Regions from separate parts of the Homo sapiens genome. Here region 2 is linked to region 1. The links are chromatin loops, found by intact Hi-C in ENCODE. Cell type or tissue: dorsolateral prefrontal cortex. All regions are shown on one strand.

Region 1 (8,000 bases):
CCCATCAGTAGGTACAAGACTTAATTTGATCACTGCTGCCTAGGTTGCTGTCTCTGGGTGGATATGGCCTGCTACTGATGTCACTGCATTTTGTGATCTTTGCTAAAAGAGATCAGCCAAGCTCAGCCCAGCTGGTATCTCCTGTGACACAGGACACTCTCCCTAACCCTCTCAACTCCCAGCTTTTGGAAGAAAGGTCATTGGTCCTCTATGGCCATTCTGGCTTCAGCCCGGAGACAACAGACACAAATTAATAGGCTTTCCCCCAAATCCAGTGCACCAATATGCAAACTCTTGGACCCCAAAACAGGATGTTTTCCCAGCTGGCAAGTCATTGTTTTCTTCTCATTCGAAAAAAGGTACATAACTTCCATGCTGCTAAAATGATTTTTCTGTCACTTCTGCTCTATCTGTCCCCTTTGTGGTGCTCTCTCTGCCTCCTTCTGGGATCTCCTTCTTTCAGTTTACTCTCCACTGCCCCAGGGCTTGTCAACCTGAACAGATACTGTGCCTTGTGCTGTTAGTGGCATACGTGACATGCCTTTGGTACTTTTATTGCTAGCCCAGGTAATGTAACTGCAGCTGTCAAACTGGCAGTTCTTTATGTTTATTAGTTTTCTTCTTTCCCTTTTAAGCTGACATTAGCCAAGTAGCAAGTTTCCTAGTTCAGTGAAAAATCAGTTGGTGGAGCAGCTGGAACTCCCAGGAGCTATGCTAGGCCTCTCCTGAGTTCTAGGAGAAACTTGGGAGGAACCAAGAGCAAATCTAGGCCCAGCCTGGTCACTTAGAACTAAAGAGTATACAATAGATTTGGTGCCTCACAGAGATCATCTTTTGCCCAAGATACCAAGAGAAGCCCAGGAAACTGGCTCATCAGACTGACTTTTGTATTCTTCTTCTGGCTATTATTGTTCATTTGAACTTAATGCAACAGGGTACTGTAGTGTGGAGTTCACAAACTCACCTCAGCTCCAGTACCGTATATCTCAAGGTCTTGAAAGATCTGGTTTGTTTTCTCCAATCTTGTGGGTATCTCCAGAAAGAACTCAGCCTCCTGTAAGATCAAGCAACCAGACAGATATTTATTTTTATTTTTTAATTTGGAAAGCTGATCTTCAGGGCATATCCTATAAGGCTGATATTTCGGCCAGGGCTCTTTCAGCCTCAACCATTCCTTTCAGTGATAGTTCTGCTTCCTTTCTTGCCCCACTTGTACTGCTTCAGAAATAGCAGAAGAGACTGTGATAGAAGCCTAGGGTGGGAATCAAAAGCCAAGCCCTAATCAGGAGCTCCAGTCTGAGGAAATTACACAAGGTATAAGGTGCCTGGGATCTACCTACTAGGTTGCAGTGTTAGAGGCTGGGGACAGCAACACACACACACACACACACACACACAAAAAGGCTTGGCCTTGGCCTAAAACAGTGCATCCCAAGTGAAAGTCTGCTCACTTTCAATTACGTATTCTTTGTATCGTTGTGGTTCATATTTCGGTGGTTTTTGAGGTCTCCAATTTGGTGATAGTTTTTTTTTTTTTCAAGCTGTCAAAAAAGCATTTCCTCTGGGGAGCTGTGGAATGTCACCCTTACCCTCCTCCTTGGGATGAGGGAGTCAGCAGTGGGAAGGCTGGCCATGATTTAATCAGAGTGCCTTTGAAGGGAGAGCTTTCTGTTTTCAAAAGTGGTGATGTGGGGAGTAACAGCTGACATGAGGTTGCACCTAGGAAACCAGCATTTGGGGTCCACTTGGAGAAAATTCACATGAAAAGATTGAGGCAATAATGCTGAGAGCCCAAATGGTGCTGTCAAAACATCACAGGTGATCACTGCAGGGCAGTACAAAAGGTGTTAGAGAGCAGTGTCATTTATTGAAATGTATCTGCTGATTTAGCCTTTGCTAATTAAATAGTCCCCATGACGTGTGCTTATTTAGGGACAGTTACGAGTTTGGCAGCAGCAGGGGTTTGGTCCTGTGGGAAGTGCCATTCCTAAAGGGAGGGGATAAGGCATGGAGGAAGTTTGGACATAGCTTGTTCAAGGATGCTGGCCTTGTCAAAATGGGAAGACATGAAGTGATTAATAACTTTCTCAGTCTCTTTTTCTCCACTGTCCCGCACATCTCTTGTGTTTCTTGGAAAAGGCAGGCATCGGGGCCATGGTGAACAATTTTAGCACTTAAGAAACACTTTCTCTACTTTGTTTATCTGCTACAGCTCCCTGCTGTTAATGTTATCCTCTGTCACAGGGTAGGAAAAGGGGTGGAGTTTGAGAGGAAGAGAGGGAAAAGTGTGAGGGACCTCAAAGGTTTTTCTTGGCCTCTGTCCTAGTCTTCTTGGTGTTCCAGAAGGGTTAGAAACAGCATCCAGGATAACCCCACCCCTGCCCAGCAGGTCCACATCCCTGATTGCTGCTGTTGATGCCTTTCCTTATACTGTCTGGGACAGTGGCGGGGGAGGCAGGAAGGGAGGGAAGGACTATCTAGAAATCGGGCAATCATTGTGGGCAGAAGAGAACAGAATTTTAGGAAGCTGTCGACATAATATATCTCATCCTAGTTTCTCCTCTAGGAAAATTTATAGTACATAGACATACATGCTGTTATTAAATTAATCAACTGCATGTTAAACTACATAAGGGCAAGGTCCACTAAAAAAAATTCTCAATCCTTAACACAATGCTGGACAAAAAGCCAACACTTGTTGATCTCACGAGGGAAGTGGTTGAGTTTTGTGTAATGAGGTCGTCTTGGAAAATCGTTGAACTGCTCTGCAACTGTTTCCACATCTGCAAAGTGTCTTTATCTCCCAGGGATATTGTAAAAATTAAATAAGATGATGACTTTAATAATGACACTTTATAGTTTTTTTCCCATTTCCTCCATTTTCATTCTTTGATGTTCTCTTCTCTAGGCATTGTAACCTAAGTAAGGAGATCAGATATGCAGTCAGAAGAAGTTTGATTGAATTTGCTAATTTTAAAATCAATTTTTTCTTTCTAAGAGAACCTCATCAGGCAGCTGGTCAAACTAGTTGGGTGGAATGGGATCCCCATGATATGCAGTGAAAGCCAAGCTAGAAGATGACCCACTTTTCTGCAGCCAGGGCAAAGAGAAGGGGGCAAAAGGAAGGAGGAGGAGGAGGAGAGAAAGAGAGAGACTGGAGTTATTTGAAGGCTAATCTCTTTTGAGCTTAAAGCAAACATTAAAAAAAAAAAAACATATCTCAGGCTAGGGCACAGTAGCTTATGCCTGTAATCTTAGCACTTTGGGAGGCCAGGGGAGAAGGATTGCTTGAGGCCAGTTTGAGACCAGCCTGGACAACAGAGAGATACCCCATTTCTACAAAAAATAAAATGAAAAGAATGAGCCAGGTGTGACAGTGCACACCTGTATAATCCTAGCTACTCAGGAGGCTGAGGTGGTAGGATTGCTTGAGCCCTGGAGTTTGAGGTTACAGTGAGCCATGTCTGCAGCATTGCACTCTAGCCTGGGCGACAGAATGACACCTTGTCTCTAAAACAACAGAACAAAACAAACACATCTCAGAAAGCTTCCTTAAACTTGTCAGAGTTACAGTCCCTCATATACTGGTATCTTGGTTCCTACCATTACTTTTCACCTTTCTGGACAAAACCTTTCACCATACCCTTATCAATCTTAGGAGAACAAGAATTAGCTTCACATACTGGTTTGATCTAAAAGTAAGATTTCTCCCATTTTGGTCCTCTTTTATTGCCATTCAGCATGATTTTAGTGGCATGGATGACATTTTAAAGACAAAAAAAATTCTCTTTGCCAATTTTGATTCTGGCCTCAGTGGAGCTGCTTTGACCTGGAGAGCAGCCGTAGGCGGCATAGCACCATTAGTATTAGTATTTCTTAGTAGCTGTTGGATTAAAAAATACTGAGGATGGTCACTAGATGTCCCTCTTGTGTCTCTAAAGAGGCTGAGGAGGCGGGGCTCCCTTCAGGATTGAAGTAAAGGGAAGCTAAAACGGAGAGAACTTTCTTGTTTTTATTATCTACATGCAGAACGATTTTATTCAGTTAGTTAATAAATTCCTGATCATGAAAGTGTTTTGGGCTACTCATTTAGTCAATGGCATTCTTGGAGTATAATGATCGAGTGTGCCTATTAGAAAAAAAGAAATTCTGAGGGCAAAGGCTGTTGTTAGGATTATCTGTAGAAATAGACTGGGGGATGGAAGAGCTATTTTGTGTGTGGGGATGGGGAAGGCTGTGTAACTGTCACTTTGAGATTAGGGGTGGGGAGGAGATAATAGGAAAGAAGGAAAGCATAGGCACACGCCCCTGCCTCCCTTAGCACCTGGCTTGTGTAAAAGTGGTTTGGTAGCTGGAAGTACTTGGATGCTCTCCTTGGAAAAGAGGGGTGCCTGGAGTGTGAACAGCGAGCAGGAAGCAGGGAACACGGTGGCATCGCCTTAGCAAAGAGGGTTTGTCTTTGCAAATGCAGAACATGTCTTTACATTGTGATTGCAATTATGAAGGTAATGACATTGTACATGAATTGAATTCTCCTATTTATCTTTAAAAGACAGCAGAATATAGACATTCTATTAGCACTCCCTAAGGTAAGAGGTCTGCAGTCTTCTTATCTTGTTGTGTGCATCTTTTCAGATGCTACGACAATGTTAATCATTTTACCTGAGTAATTCTTCCATTTCTCGTTACCTGGGGGATTGTTAATGGCCGAGACTACTTCTCAGACTCTTTGCTCCCGCTCAATCAAGCCGTGGAGGCGCCAGTTTACTTTTATTGATCAGTGGGTTCCTGACAGCCTTCGCCACAAGGAAGCAGCATCATCCTTTTTTAACTTAAAGGGGGAACAGATCGCCTTAAAGTTTACAGCTAAAAGCTTCTAAGCATAGCATGCAAACATTTTAGCATGCTGCTAATTGTTCTGTTTAAATAGTCCAAGCAATATTTTAGAAAGCTGCCAAACGCCGAATTCACATCCCGTGATCAGATAGCAAACCCATTTCAAATGCCTTTTTAGGCCTTTTTAATTAGACCAAGATGCACTTCATTCCCATGCTCTGACATCAAAGGTAAATAACTGTGATAAATCAAATGGAACCCTTCCTTTCGCGGAGCCCGCGAGGTGCGCCCACCGCTGCCTGCCATGTTGTCATTCTCTACTACTTGCCCATTTCTCCAACGGTGTCTGGAGAAAACCGGTCGGGCCACCGGGCTCCCTTGAGCCACCACTCTGGTGTCCACCCGCAGCTCTAAATGACCAAAATTAAATGATACTCATTGCAGAAGCATCGGTTTTCTCCCTGTTGTTCTGGGCCGAATCACATCCTAACGTGAAACAGTGAAACGACCCCCACGCGGAAAGCGGATCAGGCTCCCTACGCTCTCCCTTTGGCCTCGGCTACATATTCAGGGGATCGCAATCTCACTCGCGAAATAATTTCTTTCTGTAAGAGGAAGCCGCCTTTCCCCTCTCCCACCGCCAAGGTAAAGGCTGCTAAAGTAGCTCTTCTTGGAAGGAAAAATATTTTAAAAAGCAGCTGGGTTGCTCTCCACAAGAAGATGGCAGTTTTGAGAAAACCCATTATGTGTCCAAATGCCGGTTTCCTTTTCTTGTTTAACGCTTTTTAGAGGGCAAAAATGACGCTCATGTGAAGCCCACAGGCTCGAGCCAATGTCGCTGGGCTAATTATGAGTCTGCTTATCCCACTCCCAAATATCCGAGACGACTCACTCAGAAGACATTTTTACTCTTCCAAGAATTGTGAATTCAGAAGCAGCTTCCCCACATTCTAAGAGAAAAAAAAACTTGTTTAACGGGCACGTTTTTGATTTTTTTGCCGCTGGCGACCTTAATTAAAAGCCTCAGAGCCCGGGTGGGGAGGAATGCCCCGCTGCCCCCAGGGAGCCTTCAGTGCAGAAGGCAGGATGAGCTTGATGTCAGCCCTGGCCACGCCGGCCTCCCGCTTCCCAGTACTGGCACATGCCGCAGCCACCACCGCCGCCCAAGTGGAGCTGGCAGCCCCCTGGGACCGAGACCCCGCGGGAAGGCTGGGGCGCCCTGCACATCGGCGCCGGCTCCCAGCTGTCGGCGACCTAAGCGGACATGTATGGCGTGCCCGCCCCAGAGCTCCTGCCCGGCTTTGAGCTCTGCTGGCTTGGCGCGGCGCGGCGGCGTCCGCTCCACCGGCTCTTCTCAAACGTACAGTTTATTTATAGGGAGCTAAATTCTCCAACAGGGTGGGGTGAGGGGCAATGAAATGTGTCCGGCCCCCTCCGTAGCTCATTCTCTGTGCCACATATCCCATTTGATTAACAAGCAACAGACAAGAGCGAACCGATCCAGGGGCCCTGCTGGGAGTGCGGCACGCAGAGAGTAGTGCGGCGTCTGCCCGGGGTGGAAGGATGGGGGTGACGGTCCGGGGGGGTGGCGGCCGTGGCTCTGGCCTGATGTGAAGACACACCGGCTAAGAGCTGGATGAATGACCACCTCAGGGGCGCTTTCTCCTTCCCTTTCTTCCTTCCACTACCAGAGAATGAGAAGAGAGGAAAACAAAAACAGACGATTTTTTAGGGTGAAGAGACAAGGAGAAATAGAGGGATATATATATGTGTGTATATATATATATATGTGTATATATATGTATATATTATATTCAAGATATGAAGATATGTAAGGGAGGTAAACACGATAAGACAATCATATCATCCTCATCTTTCCTGAAATCTCTGCAAACATGAGAAGCGCACAGTTCCCGGCGAGGCTCAGCCGCAGCGCCAGCACACCGCCTCCCTGCTCATTCCTGCCCTATTGCTCCTGCCTGGCCTGCCTGGCCTGTCTGTCCGTCCTCCCATGAATCCCGCCAGGGCTCCATGGGCCGGGGTACCACTTGGTCCCGCCGGTGTGAAGTTTCCGCTTGGCCCCGCCCCCCCGCTACCCCCCGCCTCCGCTTGGCCCCGCCCCAAGACTGGAGCCCGCTGGCGGCGCGCTGATTGGCCAGGGCCTGGCGTAGCCGGGCTCGGCAGCTTGAGCTTTCTCCGGCTTTCTCCAGACTCCGCGGCCAGTAGTTTGCGGCATCCGGAGGAGCAGCAGCAGCAGTAGCGGCGGCGGCTGGCGCAGCGCGGAGACGGACGAGCGGGCACAGACGGCAGCACAGCTCCCGTGCACCATGCCTGGCTTGCCCGGGAGGCACTGGCACCCGCGTCCCTAGCCCGGCGCTGGCCCTTGGCGCGTTGCGCTCCGCAGCATTCCGGCTGAGCGATTTCATCCGAAATCCTAAACCTCCTACCCCAAACCCATTGCCTCCTGCTTGCTCATACTCCACACTCACACTCCCCACACCACACACTCACTCTTCCTCTCTCTCTCACACATTCACACACAGCCCGAGACAGACAGAGAAAGCGAGACAGACCTCCCGAGTGCGCGAGCGCCCGGGAGGAAGGGAGCCCAACGCAGCGCGGCCAGCGCCTCTCCGGGAAGATGAAATCAAGACGCTCCTGCAAGTAAACTTCGGCGGCGACAAAATCGTCGACTGTGGCAGCTGCTGAGGCGGACCCCAGCGACGTGCAACTGAGCTAGGAGGGCTTCCTCCCGCGGCGGCGGCGGCGGCGGCGGCGGCGGCGGACCTTGGAGCGACACCCCAGCCCAAACGGAGAGAAGAGAAGCACCCGGTACCCACGGCGGCGGCCCCGCCTCTCCTGGCCGGTACTGTTGTTGCCTCCCCTTCCCTCTTCCCCATTCCCCGCCACCCCCGGCCATTAGAAAGACCGGGGCTTTGATTTTCTTGGACAAATTGCCATCTCCCCGTTTCCACAAACTTGACGTGGAGGGTCGGACTGCGTTGTTAACTTTGATTTCCTAGACGAAAACGCCCGCAGACCCTCAACTGCTCTGTGGGGGGAACTCCGCTCCCACCTCGGATCCTGGACAGACGCGCCCCCAAGCCCTTCGAAGCCAGCCTTAGCGCGAGGGAGCGCGCTCAAGCTCTGGCAGCCTCTCTCCC
Region 2 (8,000 bases), 1.1 Mb after region 1:
TCCTTGCTTTTGGATCTCAGGAAAATAAGGACAGGATTTTTTTTTTGGCTTTTACTATTATTTTTAATTGACACATAATAATGATAGATATTTATGGGGTACAATGTGATATTTCTACACATGTATAAAATGTGCAATGATTAAATCAGAGTAATTAGCACAAAGAAATGATAAATGTTTGAGGATAGTTTTTCTGTTGCTTTTTAAAACTCTTCATCTTCGGCTTTCTTGCTATCCCACTCATTGGCAACATGCATATATTTAGAAGGTATTTTTGAATGTAGCTTGCTAATGTTGAGAACACACAGCCACTGTGTTTTAGTATCGCTATGATACTGTAGATGTGACACACTATTTGTTCAAAAAAGCCTTGTTTATAATTATTGCACTTAATATAAAAAATGATGAGCTACATTAAAAAGCCTATTTTTATTCTTTATTGCATTGGTCACTTTTTTCAGGGCAATCACATGCACACATCTGAAATCCATGTGTGTCTGCATGTATATGCGTGTGTGTGTGTGTAAGCATGGTTTTTAAAGAGAAAAATGCTTTTGTGGTGGATAAGTTGATATGCTGAGAAGTTCTACTTCACCATCCCTCTATAAATGAAGGCATGCTAGGCATTGTGCCATTGTTACGTCTCTATCGTATCTTAATCTGCACATTTTGATCTTAATTTTGTATGCATTACATAACCATAATACCCTCTGAAGCTAAACTCCCATTTGAATAACAGCCAAACCAAATATCACCTACTCCCTGCTATACTGCCACCAAAAACAAGAGAGATCAAAGTTTAGTAATGGTCAGTAAGAAAGTAGCTTTTATTTTTCTCTTCAAAAACAGTTATTTTTTTTTGGTTGCTAGGAGTGAGTATTAGCTAGCTTTAGAATCAGCTCTATCTGGGTCAAAACCTACCTCATTCATCTACTAGTTGTATAAACTAACACGAGTTACACTATGAATTCCTCACTGTGAATGAAGATAACAACACTTACTTTAGAGGACTGTTATACAGGGTGGCAAAATATAATTGCCTGGCACAAGGTAGATGTTCCTTTTCTGTCTGACCATTTTATTCAGAGACATACATTTTCCAAACATTTTTACAAACATTTCCTGGTTGATCTTTACAACAACCCAATGAGGCAACTAAGCCAAAAATTACTATGATCAGATAGGAAACTAAGGCCCATATAGCCAGTCATCAGGAAAAGTTTGGTAAGAATCCATATGACCTCCTCCAAGACTTGTAAATACTATCAACATACCATCAAGTATTGGGAGAGAAATCTCTTTGGCCTGAAAATACTTTTTTTCAAATACATGTGGAAATGCATACATACTTATAGATGAAGATCTATGCATATTATTTAGATACATGTTTTTCTCAGCAATTTCTTAAGTTTAAAAAAAAAAAGTTTAAGTTTCTTGTATAATGGTCCAACAGCGTCAAATTTATGTGAAGTGTTACATGCAAAACATTTTTATTATAAAAGTAAATTCCTGGTGAGGGCAGGCAGAAACCCAAACCAAAATAAAACAAAATTTCTAAGCACTCTCCCTTCCGTTTAAACTCAAAGCAGTGGACTAGTAATACATAAAGGTATGAAAAAATACTAAAAGCACCTAAATTTAGCTACGTTTTTTTCAGTGTAGCATGAAAAAAGTTGTGAATGCTAAAAAGAAGCTGCACTCTCTGGAACTCTTAAAATCCAGGCCAGTTCTGGAAGCTGCCAGTGTAGTATAAGTAGCTGACAGCCTAAACACCCTCAGTGCCACCTACTGCTGTTCCCTGGATTACTGCTCAGATTTGATTACTGTCTCCCTCATCCCTAAGGCTATCGCTAGCTTTACACATTAAGAATTGTCCCTTTCAGCTAATGGTGACTGTGGGAACAGATAGGAATATGCTACATTGCCTACTCACTGCAACAGAGGCATCTGCTGAGAAGAAGGCAGTGTGTTTTCAGACACTCAGGGGAATATGGTCGAGAGACTACATTGTCTTAAAATTAATGGAAGAGTGTATCACACTACAAGAATATTATGCTTTATAGGTAATTTTACTAAAATGTAAAGCACTAATTATAGAAAGGTGCTGAAGCAACCTTATGTTTGTCTAACTCCTAATAGTAATTTCTGTGTCTCTAATTGAAAAGAAAGCCTGATTTCTGGCTCTCCACAGATTTACACCACTGAAAATTAAAAATGGATGAAGATACATACTCTTAAAACACTTTATTTGCACTCATATGACAATGCTTAACTCCAGTATATCTTGAACCAGTCACAATGCAGATGTCAACTTTCCTTAGTAGATCAAGACCTCCTGCAATGGCAGGGGAAAATGTTTCTTTTTGTCCTGAGCCTGGCATGGTGGTTTTTTTTGTACATTACAGATATTTAATAAAGTCTGTACAATTAAGCAAAATAAGTACAAAAAAATGAAGAGGAGTGGATTTTCTGTCTTGCAGTCATTTATTTTTTGTTGACAGCCAATAACATGTTTTTGTTGTTTGTTTGTTTGTTTTGAAGAAGAAGAAAAAAGATATGAGGCAATTTTAAATTTTGCCTAAGGTTTTATGGGACAGTGAATGTGGGGATAGAAAAGGACTGACAGGCAAACAAAACCTTTGTTGAGATAGTTGCACATGTGGGTTTAGCAAAGGGAAAGAATTCACCATTTATTATCTGTTGTATGTTTTTAAACCCTGTGATATACCAAACATACATATATATGCAATGGTGTTATAATCCTCATTTTAAAATGAGGGACAAGATGCTCAGAAAGGCTAGGCACTTTCCCAAGTTCACTCAGTTAGTAAAGCATAGTGCTGAGTAAATTCGTGGGTCTGATCGTAAAGCCAGTGATTATTTTGGTATTACACAAACACCTATTCCTCCCTCTTTGTAAACTTTATGTTAAGCTGGGAGCTTAAATCTATTTAGAAAGCAGTCACTGTGTAGAAGCAATAGTGGAAGTGTCAAAAAATAATATATTCATTTACCTTAGAAATAAAATTAGAAGGCTTACCTTAGATTTAAAATTAGAAACATTGAGTAAATGGGGAATGGGTGCATAGTAGATGTTTTAGCACACACCTATAATTCTAAATATTAGATAAGCTAAGTCCAGAGAAAAGCTGGAGCTTACAGATTCATATTGCACCAGTGGAAACTAGGAAACTAGGTTTCTGCATTAAATCTAGCAGCCATTCCCCAAGAAAGGAGTCCTAAGATACCTAGGAAAGTGTAAACAGGCTCAGGATGAAGGAACACTGTCACTAAGTCAAAAAATCATAAAGAACTTGTCTCACAAAGCAATTTCCATAGATTCTACCACCATAATCTTACAAAATATTTTGAGAATTATGATTACTTTTTATTTTTAAGTATATTTAATATACTTTAAACACACACACTTAAAAGATTTGCTAAATTCCTAAGAGATATTTGCTATATCACGGTGCATAGTATTTGTGGAAGAACACATCTACTATTTCATAATAAGTCAATGATTAAAAAAAAATCTTATGTGCACATATGATTTCATAGCCAACACTGAAGAAAGATACCTCCTTGGCATTCCTACAAACCTCAAAATATTTTGTGACTTTTGTGAATTTCATAAAGCCTATGAGTGAGATGGAAAAATATTATTGTATCCATTTACAGAAGAGGAATTAGTGACCCACAACCTATTTGGGACTTTACCCCTACAATGAATCAGTAGAAGAGTCACAAATTTACTGAAGTCTCCAGAAAAACTGTCCACAGGGTCAACCATGTTTGATGTGATTACTGCCTGTAATAACAACAAGATCATGTGTACTTTCCTGATTACTAGTTCTTTCAGTATTTTATCAATCATGAAAGCATTAAAATTAATGTCTCTAAACTATTTTTGTATTCATGATGTCAATCTTAGCAAAAGCTAGTGAGATGTTATCATAGAAAGTCATCTGAAGAGAAAACGTCTAATCGCCAAGATAGGTTGCCCAGCATTTTTTCTGTATATGTATTACCATTGCCTCCTCTCAGAAGCGGCAGACACATGAACTGTATGACAAACTCAAATGCTGCTTTAGAGGGAAATCTCATTTCCCTCAGGTGGTAGGCTTATTTACTTGTGAGTTTTCTTAAGTGTCTGGAAGAAACTTAGTTGTAACACCAAAAGGAAGAGTCTAGTTTTTTTTCCAGGCCCACTATCAATGAAGGGAGTCCAAAAGAGACTACAATGCTATTTTTGATGAGAAGAGTTCCATGCATATTTCCCTCTTCTTTGTGTCTACCTAATCCTCTTAAAGTTACTAGGTTCCAGGTCAGGGTGGGGGTAAGTGTCAGTGCCTAATGTATTGATTGCCCTCTAGTGGATGGAGCGTAAAGATTTCTTGTTAGTATGTGACGAACCTAAATATGAATCTTGGAATATTCAAAATATTGCCTCCATATTTTCAAAGGACAAACTTGGCAGCTATTTTTTTTTTTTCATTGTGCTCTTAGACCACATCTTTAAGTCAATCTATTTCTATATCATACTTCTTGGGTTGCTATCCAAAAACAACAGGTATTTTTGCAAGTCTACTATGTATAAGTGACTGTGACACAATCTGTGAAGGGTAAAAATAAGTACTGTATAATACATGGTCTCTGTCTGTATAGAGCTCAGTTTTATCTCAAATGTGATATGTACAACTGAAAAAACAGCACAAAGTATCTTTTACTGGTATTAAATGAAAACTGCATTCTTTAGATGAGTAAGGCTATTGAGTTTCAAAAGCAAATATCGTCTCACACCCATCCTCCATCACATAACCCTGCCAGATCTTAATACAAGCTTCACAATAGGAGAGAGTAGAACATTAATGGGGTCATGAGTTGAGGAAGCCATAAAACTGAAGTCTTTAATAGCACTGTACTCCATTGATATATTTAAACTCTAAAGACTTCTTTAAATGTAAGATTGTTGATTTCCACCTTTGGGGTAATCTTAACTGCATGTTTCTCTAGGTAACATGTAACTTAGAACTTTTAATATGAAGAAAATATTTGGGTAATAGTTTTTAATATATTTAGCACTAATTAAATGAGGTCAGGGTAAGGTTGAGTGAGGAACTATAGGTATGTCACTTAAGTCAGCAAAGTATATGAATAAAGTTATCCAAATATTTTCCTGTGAAAAGCCCCACAACCTCCTTTTTTCCACCACCCATCCATGACCTGAAAAACCCTTCCTTATTCCTATATCATAGTAATTACACTGTTGAATCGTTATTACTTGTTTACCTCTCTCTCTCTGCCTTACTAGACTCTGAGCTTTCTTTGTATTTTCTCCAAAATTTATAATCACTAAAGGCACAGAGTAAGTGCCAAATTTAATAAAAATATCATTGATTGAAAGAATGAAATGTAGTGGAAATTTCAGGCACTTGTGGAGATACTACTGGTTATGGGCACCTAGTAACATGTCTCAAACTTGAATATGTAGAAGACTATCTCGTCTTCCTGGCTGTTTATTTTATTTGTTTGCTGCGACTGTGAACATACAAGTGGGCCTTATGAAATTTAAATCAAAATTGCATTATTTATATTAGCAATTGAAAAAGGACCATATTCTTACTGTTTTTCAAAGCAAGCCAAATAGGAAAAAGAGCCAAATTAAGTCACGCAGTAAATTATCTAATGATTGAGCCACAGAAAATAATGACATTTTTATAGAAATTTTTAATTCCCCATAAAACAGTTTCACATTTTTAGCCTGATGAGAAAAGTAATATGTTCAAAATTAGGAAACTTAAAGGAATGAAACTTATGTGTTTTGAAAACTAAGATTTCTTGCTTAAAATATAAAAATAGTTGATGCAGGAGTAAGGAGAGTATCACTGAAGTCCTCATATTTGTGACCAAAAAGAATAAAGGGCCTGTGCTAATATTACAACTATTTCATATGAACAAGTTCTAGAAAAAACAATCTTTACTTAGGTGCCTCTGATATCTAAGTGCAAAGAAACATAAAATAACAAAACAATACAAGCAAGAAGGTAGAATTTAAAGAAATGAAAAAGAGGGCAATAAAACATGAGAATGATGCTCTAAAAAAATTAAAGATACATCTGACCCTTGTTTAGTTCCTAAAATCTGCTTTTTATAGAAAAAATTAAAAGAAGCAACAGAAAGAATGAAACTAAACAAAATACGTCTATAAAATCCCATTCTCTCTTGTAATAAAAAAAAGTTGTCCTAAAGTGTTAAACAATTTTTTAAACATTTGTTTTTCATATTACCTTGATTGGGAGCACCATGTGGGCCAGAGGTAGGACAAGCAGAAGCCCCTAGAAGCATAAAAATGAGATGCCTCTGTTCAACCACTGCTCTTCTGTACATCCTCATGAGAAGGAAAGGAGGTGCCCATTTACTCTTTTTAATCTCAGCAGGTGCAGAGCCATCACTCATAGTCACAATATTCTTCAGAAAAAGAGCCAAGATCCAAACTGCCCAAATTTTTGACCACTGTCCTAGAGTTACTGGAGATAGCTAGTTTTCCCCTTACAACAATAAAGTACTAAGAAATAAATATAGGCAAATAAATACTTAATACCAGTTGAAAATTTTTTGAACTCCAACTAGCTTAAGACTAAATGTGAGCATTGACATCCTTTTTTTTTTTATTTTTTATTTTTCTCTCTAGCTTCAGGACTAGAGTAGAAGCATTTGGCTTGCCCATCTTCCTAAGTATTCTTTAAGCTTCAGAAAAGCGAAGGCCCTGGTGATCTTGTTCACTGCTATATCTCAGTGCCTAGATAAGTTTTTGGCACATAGTTGGTACACAATAAATATTGGTTGAAACCAATGGAAAAAAGAAAAAAAAAGACAGTAGCCTCCTACTCTACTTTTTCCTTGGGCCTTCCTTGGTTCTTGCTTAGTCTAACGCTGGGGTGGGAAGTAAAGAAGACATTTTCTCTCATAGGCTCACCTTACATCAGCTCCTCATATGAGAAAAGAAAGAAGAAGGCAATTAAAAGAAATTCAATAGCAAGAGTCAAGAGAATGCTGATCCCAGTTAAATTCTACTTAAAAAATCCCTTTATTCCATCCATTAGAAGCCACACTTTCTGGTTCTGTTGCCCAGTTTTATTCTCAAAGGGACAAAGGGCTAGTGAAAACCTAGAAAGCCTTGAGTTTTGTAGAAGTTAATTTATAACAGACCATATTTAATAAGCAGATTTGTTGAGTACAGGGATAACTACTGTAAAGCCTTCTACTTAAGACAAATCAAACCCACTGATTATTTTTAATATTTTGCCCAATGCTTTCCTTTTCATGGTGTGTAAAACAAACCCCAACACAAAAATCAATATTGCAAAAATTAAGTGTATGTTTTCTGAGGTAAGTACTCAGGGAAAGAACACCAATACTCATAGTTAGACACCAGTGGAAATGTAGCCAAAATGTTCCTCTTGAAGTCTCCTCTGATTAGTTAGCATAAGTACAACATTTTTATAATCTTAAGACCTTTTGTTTATTACAGAAATACTTGAGCTAAATGCAAGGTTAGCTTTCAGCCAAAAAATGCTGGATACATATGCACAGGATATTATTTTGTAGAAGCCCTTATGGATTTCTACCACATATTCAAAAGTAATTTGACACAGAGCAGCATAAAATGATATATGGACTTCTTAGTGTGAATTTATTTGAACCTCAGAGTAACCTTAATTTTCTTAGAGATCCTAACTTTCTGGTTCAGTTGAATGAACCCTGTGGATCATATTTTCCTAGGTGTTCTAGTTACTAAGAAGATTTTTCATGAAAAAACGAAACAAACAAAAACCTACCAGTGTTTAATGTTTTTAGCATCAAGATTACTAATTGTTAAATTTAATATTTAATTTAAAATAAACATCAAGACGTTTGGGAAAGGTTTCTACTTATTTAAATGAGAGTTTGATAAGAAATAAAGCAATGTTTTAAGTCTGAGGACTTAAGAAAATTTC

What was found. Peaks named below come from ENCODE experiments on the same cell type or tissue, not always from the same donor. Only the 100,000 strongest peaks of a DNase experiment are listed, where the experiment ranks them.
Region 2: it touches region 1 in a loop (5-fold over the local background); 8 of 110 quality-filtered maps call a loop at or near these places.

Annotation. Positions count from the first base shown.
Region 1 is chrX:100,409,331-100,417,330 of GRCh38, reverse strand. It overlaps PCDH19 (protocadherin 19), which reads left to right and starts at 7,058. Exons shown (of 6, transcript NM_001184880.2): 1 at 7,058-8,000. In dorsolateral prefrontal cortex, a CTCF peak has its summit at 3,923; DNase peaks (open chromatin) are centred at 3,930, 6,160 and 6,950; H3K4me3 peaks cover 3,893 bases; H3K27ac peaks cover 3,380 bases; H3K27me3 peaks cover 7,831 bases.
Region 2 is chrX:99,298,541-99,306,540 of GRCh38, reverse strand. No RefSeq gene overlaps it. Among named protein-coding and RNA genes, the nearest start is that of LINC03077, 730 kb to the right of the region's middle. In dorsolateral prefrontal cortex, a CTCF peak has its summit at 4,325 (motif pointing left); no DNase peak of the experiment used is centred here; H3K27me3 peaks cover 6,657 bases.